Linked DNA regions of Homo sapiens: region 1 is linked to region 2. Evidence: chromatin loops called from intact Hi-C (ENCODE). Cell type or tissue: PC-3. All regions are shown on one strand. Each heading gives the region's core, and the rest is flanking DNA. Links, peaks and the distances in the headings are about the cores only. Region 1 has its middle 130 kb from the start of LINC03131. Region 2 has its middle 35 kb from the start of PTPRD-DT.

Region 1 (2,935 bases), core at 311-2,810, 180 kb before region 2:
AACAAATGCAAATTATCACAGAACAAAATTTCAACAAGTTGAATTTTAAAGATCTGGTTAGCTTTTATTAAGGATTTATGAACAGGGCAGCACTCTGTTTATGAAACAGAAAGGCATTCCATTGGGACAAAACAGTTTTTTCTAAGGTAGCTTGAGTTGGATCAAGGAAATAACAGAGTGAAAAAAGCAGATTTGTTAACGTCGGGTTACTTCAGGTTACTTTATTTGCATGGGTTAACGCGGAGGGGACTTTATTTTACTGAGTCAGGTTGACTGGCCCCCTTTTGTTTGGTTGCTGTGAATCTCCTGTATTTGTTGTTGTTGTTGTTATTTGTTTCTTTGCTTGTTTGTTTTCCAGAAAACTGATCTGGCTATATATATTATAGCCTTGGCTATAATCTCTGTCCTGATTTTTGGAAGGTCAGATCTTACAAGTCAACAGCTTATGCTTAGGTTTGGTGATGTGAAACCTTCGCATTAGTGACTCCACTTTGGTTTGGTATGTTGGGGTCTAGTGCAGGAGCTCAGTCCAGAAAAAAAGCCTCCCATAGATTTTATTTAACAAAGGCAAAGCCTTATAGACTACCAGTTTACAAGGGAGGGTAATTCCAGAGAGCAGAAGGTAAAAAATAATGAGGCAGGGAAGGAGAAAAGTCACTTTAAGGATCAATTACTAGAGTTAAGTGAGACTGCTTGCTCAGTTTTGCATAATTATCTTCTGAAAGTCCATAGACATGACTTTTTATCAGGGTAGACTCGAGCTGAGGGAGGAACTCAAACAGAGTTAATCACAGTAGCCAAGGGCTGGGATATAGAAAGTTACCAGAGGTTCCAGAGACAGGAGACCAGTGAGGCTGAGGTGGTCTGATGTGCAACATAAAAGGTGTCTGATACCAAGTATCTAAGTTTTATCCAGACTCTTGTTTCTGGAACTGCTGCACTAAATGTCAATACTGTGCCTCTTCTTTCTAATTATTGTTTTCATTATTATTTACATACTCCATGACTGTTTGCAAGATTACATTGTGACATGGCTAATATGATTATTTTGCCCTCTGTGTGCACAATACAATGGACATCAAGATTGCTGCTGATTATAGGAAGAGCTTAAGTGATAAGAAATTCTGTACTGCAATTCAGTTACTATGTTCAGGGATTGGATTTTCTCATTTATAAATCTTGGGAAAAGTGGAGAAATTGTCCATTGTTTTCATTTCTTATTCATTCCATCAGTGAGTGAACATTGATGAGGGGTATCCTGCTACTTTGGGTAACAGGGAGTCTTCAGTTTATAAAAGATCTCTAAACTACAGGGCAAAGCATACTAATTTGTTCTTAACATAAAAGAGAGGAATGCATCAGATTCATTTCATCCTTGGGAGGATTACGTGGAATCTGAGAGTTGGAAGTTCATATAAAAGAAGGCACTTATTCTTCTTTTAATAACCAAATGTCAGGATATTTTTGCTTTCAAAACTGGAGATGAAATGAACTTCGCACACAATCTGATCCATTTATTATGTGCTCAGTGTAAACTGAAATGTAGATCATTAAAAGTACAAGAAATCCCTTATGTACAATACACAAGAAGGATAGATAATTTGGTTCCTGGGGTCTTGTCTCTGGAGCTATGTAAGCATAATATTTCCTTGAAAATACCATCCCTGTTTTATCTCTCCTGGTGGTATATCCTCTACTCCACCTTCATACGCATTATCTCTAGCTGTCTCTTTTACAGTCTACAAATTATTTTGTCAGTCTTTCTCTTGAGCTCAGCTGAATTTTAAGATCAATGAACTTACTTGCCAATTTGACAGGGCTATCAGTTGTTGTAGCAATTAATTAAGCCTTACAAATTATTTTAACCCATGACTACGAGTCACTACACTGCATAATTTCCATTCAATCACAGAGTCAAATTTCTCTGAAGTTAATGCTGTATTCCACAAGGGAGACAATTTCAACCAGTCTGTCCAGTTGCTAATTTTCTGAGCATTTCCTTAGGCATAACTTTGAAAAATATTAAATCTGCAACATAGGATCTTACTTTTCTGAAAGCATTTGAAAATGTTCTTCTCTCTTTCAAAGCCTAATTTGGAATCAAGCAAAAAAATGTTTACCAGGAAGCATTTTCTGTCCTTGAGGTATTCATCATGAATTTGGGGGAGATAAACCAACTGGAGGACAGGATATAGGAGAAAAGCATACACAATGTGCACATATGCAAACATACCCACATTTTTATTTATCTGGTTCATTGACTTTGATGAAAATTATAGCCAAGAAAGAGAAACTGGTAATGTGAACAACTTTTTGGCTGATCTTCACACATAAATATCACTCACCATGACAAGCTGACTTGGAAACTAACAATCTATCCACCTGTAAAAATATATTTAGATTTGCTTGGTGCTAGGAACCATTCTTCACAAGGAAGGCTTTAGCAGACACCTCGCCTTCGTGATTGTATGGCAAAATAGCAGAATTGGAGTTTCCTGAATCATGATTTGTGCCTGGATTTTTAGTTTAAGCTGCAAAATGCATGCAATGTATCAATGTATGATATGTCTTTGAAATAGCTATTTTGAAATGACATGTTTCCTTTTCTAAGCACATAACTCTATGTGTTCATTCTCAGCAGGAGAGCTACCTCCCCATTCTTGTATTCATCTGAAAGAGTGAGTTGTTATAAGAAAGAGAAAAAAATATATATTATGTTATAAGGAAAAATCATCTTCCTTGTAGAAATGGAGACTAATATTCCAGAGGCTGGAGCTTGTAAAAAAGAATCCACTTAATAATTATCTAATAGATTCCTGTCACTGTACTAGCTGCTTTATAGACACATCCTCTACTCTTGCAACAACTTTGAAATGAAGCTAATAATATCTTTGTATGTGTGCGTGATCACATGAGAAAGCTGAGGCTCAGAAAA
Region 2 (2,935 bases), core at 120-2,619:
CATACTCATATTGTTAATAAGAAAGATGCTTTCCTGCGACAACTAACTGTAAAAACAGCACAATTGTGTAACAGTGCAGAAACATAATTAACATTAAAAGAAAGTAGTTTAGTGCCTAACTAGTTATCCTCCAAAGATGTTACATCAACTCATAAGCTTTTAAAATTTTGTTCACAAAATTTGCTCACTACTCTCTTCTCATTTTTCTACTAATTCAGAGCAACAATGCAAAGAGGCGATTTGGGGGAACTTTATCCTCCAGTGATACCCAAAGCATACACTATAGTTAAAAATAATGTGCTTCTTATGCAAATAAAGTATGAAGAATCATCCATAGATGTAAGAGACATGTCACCAAATTGTTATCTCCAAGCATTTACAATACAAAAATTCCTAGAAAAAATAGTGCCACCTACATTGACAATTATTCAGTTCTTATGAAAGGCCTATTATCACTTCAGATCATTTGCATACTCTTTAATTTTACTCTTCTTTATTCTTCTAGTACACTCACAATCCTAACTGGTTAACTTCCAGGAAATTTTGAAGACTTAAGCACTTTTCCTTACTCCTCACACTAAGTCATAACTCATGGTTACACATCTCTTTTAGCAGATTGCACATTTTTACATAAGGCATGATAATTGTTCAATATTTAAAGTTTTAATAATTTGTAAGCCCTATAAGAAAAGTGAGTATATATTCTATTCACTACTTCAGCGTAGTGCTTAGCAAAATGCCTAGCACATGTTGGGAACTAAACAAATATTTGATGAATACCTGAATGACTCAATAGAAGGTATTGTGAAAAATGCTGTTTTAAATTTTTTCTCCAAATTTATATGTACTGTCCAAACACTTAATAAAGGAAGGAGACAACTCACTGACTCACCACATAATTTATGACACATTCTCATTTGTATACAGTCCCAATCATCTCTTGACAATAAGGGTGATAAGAATCATAGCTTAGGAATAGATTACAGTTTGCATAATTTTCTCATTTGATACATATTTGAATAGACTTTAATGTCATATTTTCATGAACTTCAGTAAACTTTGAATTTAAAGCTAGTAAACTATTATTCATTTTTATATACTGGATATTGTTGGTTATTCCAACTGAGAACAATAGTTGCTAGATATTTATGAAATGAATGTCACAAAGGATGGCTCTAGTCATGGATGTAACAAATGCTCTTCTTATTTAATATCTCAAGTCCCTGAGGGCAAAATGCTGATAATTGCAATTATTGACAGAGCCTTATCTATAATGAAGAAGTATGAATTCCCATAATGGTCAACCAAGAAATCTTATGGGAAACATAACGAGAAGGCAGTGTGGTACACAAAGTTTGGTCCCAGGTTTGTATGTTACTCACTGTGTGCCCTTGGGAAATAGTTATTTCAGCATTTTCAATTGAATGCCATCATCTAAGTGAAACATCTTCCGACTGTTGGGAGATATTTTTGGTATCACTTTTATTTTTAATTTTTAATGTTACTTCAAATTTCAAAATCAGCTAATTCATGTTTTATAACCAATGAAACAACATAGCAAAAAGCTTATAATTTTATTTCCACCACTACTTTCAATTCCATCCAACACTGGAAAGTGATTTTTATTCCCTGGTACATATCATTACACATTTTTCTCCTTGCTCATGCAGACATTTATTTTATATACATATATGAATTCATAATTCATATACCATGAATTTATGGTATATATATATATACCCAAGACATTCTCAGTTTAAGCATATATATATATATGCCCAAGACATTCTCAGTTTAAGCCTGTTCTACTAGTATAATCATTAATGCAGCTCCTTTTATTCTCAAAAACATCAAGATTTGGATGATGAATTACATAGTCAATCTTTTTTTTTCAATGTTTGGCTTTAATTTACTGTAACTATTAGCATAATGCTCACCCTTTGGTAAGTAACAATTGCAGATGTTGTCATTAGGATTCTCACTTCCTAAGCACCTATCAAACATTTCATAATGCAGCTATAGGGGGAGTGGTTTAGTAGTATCAGAACTTACAGTTGAATTGGTGAAATACAAGTTATTGAAATATTTTAATTGAGATTGAGTCTTGCTTTGTTGCCAGACTGAAGTGCAGTGGTGTGATCACAGCATACTGCAACGTCTATCTCTGGGCTCAAGTGATCCACCTCAGCCTCTCGAGTAGCTGGGACCACAAGTGTGCACCACACCGGCCGGCTAATGTTTTATTTTTTTAATTTTTTCAAAATGGGATCTCACTTATGTTACTCAGGCTGGTTGTGAGCTCCTGACCTCAAATGAACCTCCTGCCTCAGCCTCCCAAAGTGCTGAGATTACAGGCGTAAGCTACTGTGCCTGGCCTTTAATACTTTTTAATAGGTAAAATTTTATGCTTTTTATTAAAAGATGAAAAAGTAAATTCTATAATCTTTCATCTACTTTATAATCTTAAATTGAGGGTAGAGAGGAACCTGTGTAATACTGAAGTAACAAGGTTCAGAAAAGTTAAGTGATTTATTTAAAATTACACAGGTACTTAGTGTCATTGTCTAGCTCAGCTCTCTCGCTGGAAATACATAAAATGTTAGCAACATAGGTTGAGACCCCTGAATTTATTATGCTATTTTAAACCAGAATATGACTAATTTAATTGGGCTCATCTTGCGGCATATAAATAACTATGATTTTTTAAAAAATCTTTTTTTTTTTTTCTGTAGAAGAAGATAGGCATTTTCAACTGAGCAGGCAAATCTAAAAGCATGAGGTATAAGGTCTCACCTGCCCAGCCAACAAGACAGTAGCATAAGCCTCTGCAGTTAGCCAGGTTTTTTAATTGATTCAGATATTCAGCAGGCCAGTTTTTAGCCTGTGTTTAAAAGGCAGTTATTTTTCTCCATCAACCACTGTTCTCCACCCTCCA

The links. A loop is a pair of places that touch in the nucleus more often than their neighbours do. Peaks named below come from ENCODE experiments on the same cell type or tissue, not always from the same donor. Only the 100,000 strongest peaks of a DNase experiment are listed, where the experiment ranks them.
Region 1: a loop joins it to region 2, with 7 times the contacts of the local background. A loop is called at or near these places in 1 of 110 quality-filtered maps.

What each region holds. Positions count from the first base shown.
Region 1 is chr9:10,831,859-10,834,793 of GRCh38, reverse strand. No RefSeq gene overlaps it. Among named protein-coding and RNA genes, the nearest start is that of LINC03131, 130 kb to the left of the region's middle. In PC-3, for the core only: no CTCF peak of the experiment used is centred there; no DNase peak of the experiment used is centred there.
Region 2 is chr9:10,647,155-10,650,089 of GRCh38, reverse strand. No RefSeq gene overlaps it. Among named protein-coding and RNA genes, the nearest start is that of PTPRD-DT, 35 kb to the right of the region's middle. In PC-3, for the core only: no CTCF peak of the experiment used is centred there; no DNase peak of the experiment used is centred there; H3K27ac peaks cover 839 bases.